Linked DNA regions of Homo sapiens: region 1 is linked to region 2. The links are chromatin contacts, found by Hi-C or POLR2A ChIA-PET in ENCODE. All regions are on one chromosome and are shown on one strand. Each heading gives the region's core, a stretch centred on a gene start or an enhancer-like site at or near the end of the contact. The rest is flanking DNA. Distances are from core to core; before and after follow the strand shown. Region 1 overlaps LINC01281 (long intergenic non-protein coding RNA 1281). Region 2 has its middle 4.9 kb from the start of LINC01283.

Region 1 (6,486 bases), core at 2,214-4,713, 130 kb before region 2:
CTGGGACTTTTATCCAACAATTCCCATCTCTCATTGGTGGAGGGTTCCTCCAGGGCCAAAGAACAAGCTCAGGCAGAAAGACGCAGGAAGCCACCAGCAGAATGACAGCTGACTGCAGTTAACCTCCTGAGTGGACCACAGGGATGTGGGAGGGGCGCCAACAGCTTCTGGTGGCCCCATATGTGGCACTTGAACCTCACAACAGAACTTTAAAATAGGTATTCTTATCTTCACTCTGCAAACAAGGAAATGAAGGTTGGGGGGTTAAAATTATCCCAAAAGTCATAATTTAGTAAGTAGCTTACCCAGGATCATAACTCATTTCTATATTATTTTGGGGCCAATATCCTGAAGCATCAAACTTTATGACTTCCCAACTGATCGGTGTTTTGTGTTATCTTACTCTGAAGAGACAGAATTTTTTTTTCTGAGCTGGGTCTTAAACTAATAGTGACTCAAAGTAGAGACACACAGTGACTCTGTAGAAAGGTTACACCCCAATGCCAGCCTTGTGAAGATGAGCTTAGTTCTCTTGAAGTTTCTCTGCATGGTGCCCTGAGATTCATTTTTGAGGATATGTGGATAGGAGGGAGAGACCCCTGCCCAGACCCCCTGTTGAAAGCCTTTCATGGGAGTGTGGCTGGATGTCAGGGCAGAGCCCCATGGCAGCCACATCCAAGTTTCAGTTGGCACCCGTATGGTTCCCAGACTTGCTGCTGCCTTACGTTCCCAGTAGTTCACAAGACCTGGGGCAACAGGGAGACCCTGAAGTGGGGCCACTTAAGTCTTCCCATCACCTACCACTACGATGAGATTCTCCCCCGGTTGGCTTGGAGTGACAGTGATAGATTAAATGCACCAATTAAATTAGATCCTATTTTAAAGAGCTTGAGCTGGATTTACTTTTAATTATAGTGCTGTGCTTGCTGATGAGGTATTGTTGAGGACTTAACAATGGTTGATTGTGCATCTGAGTGTTCAGAGAGCAGTTTCTGGGAGATACTGGGGATGGGTTTCTTCCTAAGGAGCTCCTTGGGATAAGACAGAGGAGGGAGGAGGCAGGTTGAGAAGGAGAGAGGGAGGGGAATATGTCCTATCTCCACTGAGAATCCATCTCTCTTCTTCTTGTTTTCTGCTTTATGAATCCCATGTTCTTTGGAAACTTAACGAGCCCAGCACAAGGTAGAGAAATGGGCCAGAGGCCATGGAGTCAAGCTGGCTTGGGGCCCCATAATGCCTCTGCTCCACTTAGCTGAATGTACTACCTGGGCCCAGGTAACTAACCTGTCCTATCTGAGCCATAGTTTGCTTTTAGTGTTTAATTAATTCATTCAACAGGTATTTCTTGAGCTTCTAGGATGCACTAACATTGTTCAAGGTGATGAGAATAAAGCAGAAGAAAAAACAATAAAAACAAGTATCTGTCCTTGTGGAACGCACATGCTCATGGCTGGGGTCAAGGTGCGGGGGCAGAAATAAACAAAGATAACACACAATATCATGTAGTGGGTGACAAATGCTAAGAGAGAAAATGAAGTGGGTTTAAAACGTTGTGGGACAAGAGGCTGTATTTTAGACAGTGGTCAGGAAAGGTCTCTCTGAGGATGGCATTTGAGCAAATTCTGGAAGCAAGTGAGGGGCTAATCCATGTGGCCATCTGGGAACAGCATTCTAGGCCAAAAAAAAGAGTAAATACAAAGACCTTGTACCTGGGCTGGTGGAGTCCCAGCTGCCCCCACTAGACCTTCTGCCATGCTAGCAGCCAAGCCGTGTCTGTGACCACTTCTCGCTGCCTTAAGGGAGACAGATTCTCAGACCTTTGTGATAGCCCTTCTGGAGGTTCAGCCACTGGAGGTGTTGACCTACATACAATCTGGCCCAGGAGGGAGTGGAGTGCCAATGTACTGATTAAGTGATGCATGCTCACAGTCCCCATTGAGTATGCTACTTTCAGGACCCAATTCTTTGCTGTAATGAAAAAGAAGAAGGATTCAGAACAAAAACTCATGAGCCAAGTTTACACATAAATAGCTTTACTTGACAAATACTGTGGACCATAAATCTAGATGCTTGGGTTTTGGTCTCTTCTTTGCCTGACATTTGCAAAGTAAGTAAATTTGGGCAAGTTTTTTACCCCTCTGAGCCTCAGTTTTGTGTTCTATAAAATGTAAAAATGAGAACAGTGTACTAGACCTGGATGATATCTTGTAGCTAAGGATAATGTTGGGAGCAAGACTTTGAGAATCATGGAATCATGGAAAAGAAGATTTAAAAAGGCCTAGGAAGAGGTCAGAGAAGCTCCCAGACTTAGCCTCCAGACATGGGAAAGTTTCCAGAAATCTTTGCTTCAGGCTTGGAAGTGACAGCCCCATCAGTGGCTGGGGTGGCAGAAGAGTTCTTCCCATGACTCAGTTAGGTTCTCCAGAAGCAGAATGAGATAAGAACCCAAGTGAAAATAGTTTATTTTGGAACTAATCCAAAAAAACACTAGTAAAGCGAGTGGAGAAATAAAAGAAGGCATCACCAAGTCAGTTGCCACTGTGGGCAACTGGAACTTAATCCTGCTAGAAACCACTGAAAGTCAGCACAGAATGTGTGCCTCAGAGTTAGCCCACCTGAGGGTGATGAAGCTGGGGTATTTATATACCCAGTCCTGTCTGTCAATGGCTGAGGGTTGCTCTGCAGAATTAGGAGGGATGTTAATCCTTGGTACTTCTGGCTGTCAGCAGCAACAGGTAAAGTATGCTTCTTGTCCTAAGAAAGCCCTGAAGCAAGGGAATAAAGGAATTGCTGGCTGGGAGTTGGGTGGTATTCTTTAAAATATTAGCGGCAAGAAGATATGGGTTGGATTCTGACACCATCTACTACAACCTCCAGAATATGCAACACTGCCCCAGATCAGCCTTGCAGGGAGAAGGCCCTGAGCTTATGCTCCAGACCCACATCATAGTGGGCCACCCCTCGGTTGCAAGTGACAGATCTGCTCCCTGATCCAAGGTCTACACCTGTGTGGTCAGGCCTCTGGCCTTTGGGAAGTATTAGAGACAGGAAGCAGGAAAAGGAAACCCATCTAAGAGAGACAAAGCTTAGTGCTCCATGCAGTTCAGTTTGCCATAGAAGCACCATGTGCTCAGCCCCTCAGATAGTGGACGATCCTGGCAGGTAGGGATGTTTCTGTGTGACGCCCCCTGCAAGGAATGCTATTCCCTGACTGTCAAGAGAGTAGCTGGCAGTATTGTCATGTCAACCAACAAGAGCCCACCCAAGGACGCTGCTGGTGACAGAAGAGATGGAACAGAAATGGCCATTGCCAGGAAGTGCACCTCTATGGCAGGTGGCCAGAACCAAGATAGTTAGTTTTCCTTGCTCTTGACATTGTGATTGTGACCCATATTATGCACACACACTCCCTACTCTAGACTGGTTGGGCACTGGAAAACACCTGTCATAATGTTGTGCTGACTTGCTGGGTAAGCAGGAACAAGTGGGTGTCTGTGTTTTCCCCTCCATAAAATGATTCAGATGGTACTGGTTCCTTGGCCTCCACCGTGGGAGGCAGCAAGAACTGACGCAATCACGTCTGGGAGGCATTTGGAGCATCTTGAAAGAAAGAGGTTGTCAAGAATTCCTGTTATAAGATCCTAAAGTATTTTTTTCTTTTAATTTTAAACCTTATGAGTTTTCAAATTACATTTAAGGTATTTCAAACCAGCAGCTGTTCTGAGAGCTGCTGACCACAAAGTGAAGGTAAAAATAAAATTCGAATTAAGAAGATGTGCTCCTGACTTGTGGCCAGATTCCAGTTTGGATCTTAAAAGCTTCCTCCCTGGCCAGCTTCCTGTGTTGACCCCCAGGGTCACTTAGCTCTGAGCGGCTGTGTATTCTTTGCCATTAGATATTGAAAACAGGAAATGAAGGGGCCTGTCGGGGGATGGTGAAGCTTGAAACAACTTCAGAGAACAAGCTGATGAAGTCATAGATCTTATCTCCTTGCCTTTTCCATGTCGGGTTTCTTTAAAGATAAGGTAGTGAATCAAAATGTGCCGCTTTTTTTTTCAAGATGGAAGCAGAGGAGGATTACTTTAATATCCCCTTCCCTTCCAGTGTTTCCAAAGATAACCAGATGAGAGAAATGCCTCGATCCTGTGCACGTGCATGTAAAATGCGATTACAGGACAATTTCCCCATCTTGGTCCCTGAGGGCTGGGGGAAGAGAGGGAGGAGAGATGACGCTTGGGATGGAGAGGAGGCAGATAGCCATTCAGACTTGTGTTGTTGTGTATGATGATGATGATGATGTTGATGTTGTTGTTATTGTTGTTTTGTTAAGGCAGTGCTCAAGCTAGAGGTGTCGTTGTGGGCCTATGGCCAGTTTATACTGTAGAACTGGATGACCGGCACTGTCAGGGGCTGGAGGGAAAAGAAAAATCTTGTGTATTTGGATGGGACACACCCAGCTAGAATGCCAGTCCTGTGGGCATATTCCTAAGTGCTAGATCCCCAGACTGGGCTGGCTCAGACAGCAGTATTATGTGGAGAGTGGCTGAAAGCACCCCAGGAGGACAAATGTGAGATGGGACCAAGGAGGGAAGGCAGGCATTGGAATTGGACACATAGGTCTGATGGGAGGGTGAAAGGCCATGGGTCATGAGCACAGGCACTGAGAGGAACAGGGAAGGTGGGAGACGGGCGTGGGACAGCTCAAGGGAGCAAAGATCTAGGGTGACTAAGAACACAGGCAGACCTTGGATCTCTTTGGGACTAGCAGACTTCAGTTCAAATCTGACTCTGCCACAGGGATGTGATCCAAGCCTCAGTTTTATTTTCCATAAAACTGGTCAATATCTCTATCATGGGATTGTTATGGAGAGAAAACAAGGTCACCTTTTTTTTTTTTTTTAACATGCTTGAGGCTGTGAACTGTGCAGGGTGCTGTAAGGATGTATGTATGTAGTTCCACAAATTTGGTGCTCGGGGAGGAGCAGCCCGCCAGGTTAAAGGGAATACGCAAAAGTAGATGCTAAGCTTATTTATGAAACAGCTTCTTTGGCCTTTTGGTGAACCTAGAGAACAATTTACTTCTGGCAAGGCAAAACTGTGATGAGAAAAAGATTCCGGGCTTTGTGAGCTGTTTGGGGCAGCTCCCTGGGAAAGGAGGCCCCTTGACTCTCTTGAGCAGTAGACACCTGGCTTTGGCCCTGCCCTACCCTGCCAAGGGTGATAAATGTGGGTCAGGCCCTACAGAGGTCAGGCTTCTTCTCTCTTGAGGCAGTTAGGGAAGAGGAACTTGCAGGAAATGAAGTAAGAAGGGCTCTATGGGGTTAAAGGGACTGGGGAGGCATGGCAGGCAAAACACAGAGGGGATTGGGGATGGGAGAGTTTATACAGTGCACGACCTACACAGCTATATAGAGGAGCCCAGGAGTGGGGATGTGAGAATCAACAGAATTAATTAGAGCAGAGAAAGGCAACAGGCAGGGCAGCAGAGAGAAGAACACAGGGGACGGCTGTTCCAGGTTTGATTTCATGTGCAGTCCAAAGAGAACTGAAAGGCTGTTGCCTTTGTTGTTCTTTCTTCTGCTGAATAGTCTATCATAAATGAAAAAGCACAATCCACGGGCTATCTGCTTGTCCCAAAAGAAGGAAAAGAGAAGATGAGTTAGTATCCCCAGGAGAGGGACTTATCAAACAAGCTTGCTGTCCCCTCCCCACTTCTCTCCATCCCCCACCCTGCATGGGGATGAAGGAAAGGTGAGAATGCTCCTTTCTTTTTCTGGAGCTACAAGAAGAGATTCTCTCTTCTACTGGATGGTAAAGGGCAAATACAGGAGGCTCTGCTACTCCTGGGCTACCTACAACCCCCACAGGAAGGCCTGTGAGCACTTCAGCATAGATAGGGTGGGTCGAGTTCCTCTGAACTACATTGTACTGTGCTGGTTGCAGAGCAAGGCCCAGAATGGGGTGAGGGCATGGGTAGGAAGCCTGGTAGAAGAAATGTTTACCTAAGAACCCGTTGTACCATGAGAGAGATCATGGCAGCCCAGGGTTGGAGGTTCTTAGGCAGTTGTTTCATTAAGCTCTTAGGCAGTGGCTCTGACATGAAAGAAAGGTGCCCATCCTGGCACCAAGTATCTGTCAATAGGCACTTTTTTTTTTCTTTTTGGTAAAGATGGAGGTCTCAATATGTTGCTCAGGCTGGTCTCGGACTCCTGGCCCCATGCCATCCTCCTGTCTCACCCAAAGTGCTGGGATTACAGGCATGAGCCACCGCACCTGGCCAATAAGCATTTGTTCAACGAACGAATGGATGCTGGATGAGAGCAGAGGGGTAGCTAGGAGCACAGCACAGTGAGTGTGCCACCCTGTAACAGTGAGTAACTGACCTAAGAAGGAAGAATGTGGGGCCCCTGATGGATACAAGGCTCTGACTCTGGAGAGATGGAGAACTGAGCCGAGAGGAGCAAGCTATGCACGAGATGAGTGGAT
Region 2 (6,438 bases), core at 2,597-5,096:
CCCTTCAAACTGTTCCAACCTCTGCCTGTTACCCAGCTTCCACATTTTCGGCTATCTTTTCAGCAATGCCCTACTCTATGGGTACCAATGTACTGTATTAGTCTGTTTTCATGCTGCTGATAAAGGCATACCCGAAACTGGGAACAAAAAAAGGTTTAATTGGACTTATAGTTCCACATGGCTGGGGAGTCCTCAGAATCATGGTGGGAGGTGAAAGGCTCTTCTTACATTGCAGTGGCAAGAGAAAATGAGGAAGAAGCAAAAGCGGAAACCCCTGATAAACCCATTAGATCTCATGAGACTTAGTCACTATCACAAGAATAGCATGGGAGAGACCGGCACCCATGATTCAATTACCTCCCCCTGGGTCCCTCCCACAACAAGTGGGAATTCTGGGAGATAAAATTCAAGTTGAGATTTTGGTGGGGACACAGCCAAACCCTATCAATACGCATTTCATGTTATTTATTGCAATATTCTTTGAACTTTCACCCTGTCAGAGAATGAATTGAACCAGAGTTGATGTTTTAAAATTTGCACAGATGTTTTCATGAACTATCATGAATCACCTTCCATCATGTTTACCTACTGTAGGATGATGAGATGATGTTGCGTAGGGGTGGGAAGGAACAGGACATGGGCCCCACTGCTGCCCTCTTTCCTTGCTGTCCTTACCCTCAGAATTCTCACTGTGCTCTCTTCAGTGACTTTGCTCATGCCAGCCCTGCCATTAGAGCTGCCTTTTCACTGCATATAACAAGCAGGTGGGTAACTAATCACCTTCAAAAACGTAGTGGCTTAAAACAACAATCATTTTATTATGCTCAGAGATTCTGTGGGTCAGAAATTCAGACATGGCATGGCAAAGATGGTTTATTTCTGCTATAGGATGTTTGAAGCCTCATCTGGGAAGACTCAAGCCTAAGGATGACTTGCAGCTGGGGAGTGCAATCTGGAATCACCTGAGGGTTCCTAGTCCCATGTCTGATTCCTGGGTTGGGAGGACTCAAAGACTGCCAGGCAGACACCTACAGAAGGAAGTCCACATAGCTTGGGCTTCCTCACAGCATGGTGGCCTCAGAATAGTTAGGCTTCTTACATAGCAGCTCAGAGCTCATGGGCCTCCTATGCAAGTGATTTAGCAAATAAGGGGGAAGCTGCATGGCCATTTTATGGTCCAGTCTCAGCATCATTTCCCTTGGATTCTATTGATTGAAGCAGTCATAAACCGACCACTCCATATTCAAGAAGGGACATAGACCCCCACCTCTCAATGGGAGGAGGGTCAAGGACACCTTATAGAAGAGTCTGTGGCTCAAGGGATATTGCTGGCTGTCGTCTTTGGAAAATAGTCTGTTAGTCTGACCTCTGACCACAATTCATAGAATCCTACCCAACTTTCCTTGCCTAGATCAAGCCTCCTCCTCCAGGAAGCCTTCTCTGATTACCAAAGTCCACCTTAACTCCTATTTTCTGTGTATCACTTCTATTTAATATCACAGAGCAGTCGTAGTATTAATAGTAATAGTACAGCTAACGTTTTGAGGCATTGAAAACTAATTTAGATTAACTCGTGAAATCATCAAGACAATCCCTTAAGATAGGGGCTCCTACTATCACCCTTTTATAGTTGAAGAACGTGAAGCCCAGAGAAGTTAGATTACTTGTCAAAGTCACACAAAGCCAGAATTTGAACTCAGGCAATCAGCCCCAGAGTCTGACCTCTGCCCCTCCTCCTATTCTGCCTCTCAGTAGCTCTTACTGATCATAGTTCATTTTTCCCCCAGCCAGACTGAAACAGCTACAACCCTTGGCCACAGTCCCTGAAACGGTGCTAGACTCACTCACATTCTCATTGAGGGATTTCTAAATGGATGTACATTAGTGCCAGCAAGCCCCTACCCCAGAACTGAACACGTTCCTAAGAGCCAGTGTGCATGCTTGTGCAGGTGGCCTGCTGACTCCAGCCTGGCCGAGCCGGGAGGACAGACATTATTTGCAAAATATGTAAAAAGCTTCAAGAGAATCATTCTACTCCAGACCACTAGAGTAGGGCAAGCACTGAGGACTGGTGGCCAACAGGGATGTCTGAAGTACCGACATAAACACCCCCAAAAAGCCAAAGGTAAAATTACTTTGCTAGATGGAGAAGTACAAATTTGGATTTCAAGATGGTTTTAATTCCGGGCTCTGGGAGTTTTGGGGACTGAGTTGAGTGAAAGAGAGAGAGAAATGATTTAGAACCACAGAGTTTTTATGGGCGGTGGGGTCTCTTTCAGCCTGAGCAGACAGATTGAGAAATCTGTAAACAACCAAGGAGCAAGCCCAGAGATAGAGAGCATGGTCTAACAGGCAGAGGGATAATAGCACTCAAGTCAAGGGAGGCCCTGAGCCACAAGAAAATGATTCAGGGCATAACAGACTGAGCCTGGGTGCTTTATATCTGAACAAAAGCATTCCACGTACATGCAAAAGTGACTTCCGAAAAAGAACAGGTTTTTCTAACTGGCCCTTCTAGCCTATAAATTTTGTTTCAACTTTGGCCTCTGGGGCAACCCAAAGTCAAACACCCTTTCTTGTATAAGGCTACCCATGCCACTATCTGCTGCCCAGGGCATGCTTCAGACCTTTATCTTGAAGCCACATTGCCCTGTAAGAGCCCATCTTAGAAAGGCAGTGGGGGGCATTCAATATTAAGCAGAATATTGATGATTCTTGGCTGCCAACTGTCTGAAAGTGTGTTTTCTGTCAGCTCCAGCCAGTGTGTCATTCTGAAAAAGCAAAGAACGCCGAGGGCAGTGACTTCATGACCTTAGGCCATGGATGCTGGAAGAAATGCAGAGGTGGGCAGATAAATTTATCATCCTTAATGGGCTACCTAATTCCTTGGGGAAAAAATGAAGGAGCCACCAGTGACATGCCCCAGGCAGCAGATGGCAGCGTGGGCAGCCTTTTACAAGGGAGGGTGTCTGAGTTTGGGTTGCCCCAGAAGCCGACCCCAAAACAAAGAAATGAATGCAAATAGTTTATTTGAGAAATGCAAGAAACACTGGTAGCGGAGTAGGAAAATGAGACAGGTAACGAAAGGGAGCCAGTCAAAGGTGCATTATCAAGTTGGCTGGCACGGTGGGCAACTGGAGTTTAATCCCACTGGGGAAACTAGGAACTAGAGAGACCAGTGCTTCTCAAGCTGTCTGGGGAAAGTACCAGGTTGTCTGCTGTTGTTATCAATCCATTATAAGTGGATACTTTTGTAAAAATACAATTAAAATGTCACAGCAATGTCAAATTGCTATAAACGTTCGTAAACGCCAACTTTCCATTTGTGTATGTACCTTGAAATGTACAAGCAATAAACATTTCACAGCTTGTCAAGGGCCTGGAGACCACACTTCAAGTAGCACTGGTGGAGAACGCACAACCTTATCCAAGTTATCTCATTCATGGAGCTGGGCTGTTTATACACTAGCTTGCAATAGTCATGTAATTCTTTCATGTGCACGGGCAGTGTGGTGGTCCACAGTTTCTAGAAAGCCATCAGGCAAAGAGACACACACACTGGCAGTTAGGAGTCAGCCTGAACAGGCTGAGGGAACAGGGCGGGGCACCGACAGCATATAGAGGCGCCCACCCTGTCGGTGTCCTTATCTTGCCCCTGTTAGCAACACTCTAGGACTTAAGATGAGGGCAAGGCAGAGGCCAGATGAGTGTATCCTGAAAGCTGGGAGATCTGGAGCCCAAATTCAGGACTTCCCTATGGCTAGTTGTAAAAGGAGGGGGAATATTGGGTGGATTCTACTTTAGCTGCCTGGCCTAGCATCAGAATTCAGCTCTTATAAAAACAGCTAAGCCACTGTTAAAAGAAAACCAAAACCAAAACCATCCCAGCACCCGGTCAGCATTGATAACAAACACAGAGGGGCTTTTTTGCCTGACCGCAGTGCAGGTTGTTGTTTGGTTTGCTCCTGCCTGGAGCTTGTGCTTCACAGGCTTCTTTTGCAGGCTTGTTTTCCAGGGGACCTGGCAGCTATTTCTGACTGTGCGATAAACTCATGGCCTGCAAGATGGAGGCAGGAGGTGACTGCAGTCTCGGTGAAGGGGATTAAGGGATTGAAAAGTTTATCTGGGCTGCCCAGCAGCCCTCGGGAAGACAGACCAGCCTGGTCTCTCTACAGTCACCATCACTAGGGCTGACTGCCATTTTCAGGGCTCAAGAGAAGATGGGGATAAGAGTAATATTAAAATAATGACGATATCTGGAATGGACACCTTCAGACTCCACCTGGGCAGTGACTTTGGGCTGGGTCCTTTACATGCACTATTTCATGGTCCCAGGAACAGTTCTGAGGAGTGTGTTACAGTGACTAGAAGTGACATCACCCATGTCACACTGCTTGGGTCTGGATGCCAGATCTCCCATCTCAGAGCTGAGTGATTTAATGTGCTTCAGTTTCCTCATCTGAGGTTCTACCTCTCTCCTTGAGTTGTTGCTGTATTAAATGTGCTAATCTCTGTGACATGCTTAGAGTAAGGTGAGGCATGGAGTTAGTATCCAGCACTCATGCAGTCCTCAGTCCCAGGCCCTGTGGGGAAGTGACCAGTAGCAGGTTGGCTGGGCCCCCTGCTGCTGAAACACAATTTTACTGCTGTCATGCTGATGGTAGCCAAAGAAAGGAATGTGATTAAGACTTTCCATTTTCTGCTGTTGGCACTCTGTACTGCTACTCCTTCTAAGGCTACCTGGGAAATGTATGACTACAGCCTTGAAGGCCACTAGGGTTTTCACCTCAGGGAACAGACCCCTGGGTTGTGGTCATTTCCTTAACCTCCTTGAGTGATGTTTCTCCCCGACTGTCCTCACATGCAGTTAGCTGTATAGGGTGCCCAAGAGGATGATGGGGTGCAAACCACTCCCAGATTAGGTATGATAAAGGTTAAAAGGCTCACAAATCTGCCTTATCCAGTCCAGAATGACACAAAATCCAGGACTTTGTAATCATTTCCAGTTTCCTAATTAGTTCACCCTTCTTTCCAGCCATGATTCAGGTTGCCAGAGAAAATACAAGATGCCCAGGTAAATTTGGATTTCCAATAAACAATGATTTTTTAGTATAAATATGCCCAAACAACAATTTTTAGTGTAAGTATGCCCCCAATATTGCACAGAACTTACACTAAAAATGTATCTGTTGTTTATCTAAAATTCACATGTAAATGGGAGTCCTGTATTTATTTGTACATCTGGCAGCCCTTGTCCAAGGTCGCAGAAGCATCTCTCAGTATCATCAGAAAAACCTGGTGTCCCCTTCTGCATCAGGTTAGGTATCTCATAAAGGACTTAGATGCAGGTGGTTTGACTGGGAGGTGATCCCAGGAAGCACAGCAAGGAATCAGGGAAGTGAGGCAGGGAAGTGAGGGAAGCAAATAAAAGAGGTGTTAATGAGGACATTACCCCTGTGGGCAGCTGGGGCTCAATCCCTCCAGAGAATCTTCCAGAAACCCAGTGCAACATGCCTTAGAATTGTCCCGTCTGGGGACAGGGAGACTGGGTATTTACCTACTGTATTAGTCCATCAGGCTGCCATAACAAATACCAAAGAAATGGATGGGTTGAAAAACAGGTGTTTATTTCTCACAGTTCTGGGAGCTAGAAGTCCAAGAACAAGATGCCACAGATTCGGTTGTTAGTGAGAGCTCTCTTCCTGGCTTGCAGACAGCTGCAATCTCGCTGTGTCCTCACATGACAGAAAGAGAGAGAACTCTGTCTCATTTCTTCCTCTTCGTATAGGGATATTAGTACCATCATGGGGACCCCCATTCCCATGACCTCATCTAAATCTAATCATCTCTCAAAGACCCCACCTCCAAATACTATCACACTGGAGGTTAAGGCTTTGACATATAAATTTCAGAGGGACACAAACATTCAATCCACAACATCTACCAACTCTCATCCCCCATGTTTCAGGGTTGCCCTGGGGACATTAACTCCCCCTGTACCTCTGAGTTGCACTTGTGCTCAACTGAGCATGTCCAGGGCAGAGAAGCAGGGAGATGTGGTCACTGGAGCTGAAAGGCTGTTAGGGGACTGGAAACCATGAACCACAACTGGAGGTAAGCAGCCCAGCATCTGAGCCCAGAGAATCAACTGTGGGCCATCTAGAACACCTGCTTCATTTTCCTTCACCTCAGGCTGACCCCTCAATCATAGGAGGATAGAAGGGCTTGCCCAGTTGGCCTCCCACAGTTATTGCCAAGATCGGATGAGATTGTGTGAAAGAGTGTTACAAACTACAAGGCACTACAGAAATTGAAGGTAGAGTAAGCATTATTTAGTTAAGAAAGAAAAGGAGAAGAGGAAGCGAGGAGATGTGAGGAAAGGAAGAGAGGATGAAGGACGAGAAAGAAGAAGAGGAAGGGAGGAAGAAAGGAGGAAGA

What was found. A loop is a pair of places that touch in the nucleus more often than their neighbours do. ChIA-PET counts read pairs that join two places held with the same protein, here RNA polymerase II (POLR2A). Pooled maps may share reads with other maps.
Region 1: a loop to region 2 is called in a pooled map, with 4 times the contacts of the local background. The contact joins two enhancer-like sites. A Hi-C loop is called at or near these places in 7 of 50 pooled maps. POLR2A ChIA-PET finds 5 or more read pairs at or near these places in 2 of 52 experiments (activated CD4-positive, alpha-beta T cell and activated naive CD4-positive, alpha-beta T cell).

What each region holds. Positions count from the first base shown.
Region 1 is chrX:39,305,933-39,312,418 of GRCh38, forward strand. LINC01281 (long intergenic non-protein coding RNA 1281) reads right to left here. Exons shown (of 4, transcript NR_038968.1): 3 at 1,710-1,968; 4 at 1-235. Among named protein-coding and RNA genes, the nearest start is that of LINC01281, 18 kb to the right of the region's middle. Within about 2 kb of position 3,464, at least 8 of the 41 ENCODE cell types and tissues checked have a DNase peak (open chromatin) inside an H3K27ac peak, as active enhancers do.
Region 2 is chrX:39,436,470-39,442,907 of GRCh38, forward strand. No RefSeq gene overlaps it. Among named protein-coding and RNA genes, the nearest start is that of LINC01283, 4.9 kb to the left of the region's middle. RefSeq lists enhancers at 3,804-4,083, 4,174-4,223. Within about 2 kb of position 3,847, at least 4 of the 41 ENCODE cell types and tissues checked have a DNase peak (open chromatin) inside an H3K27ac peak, as active enhancers do.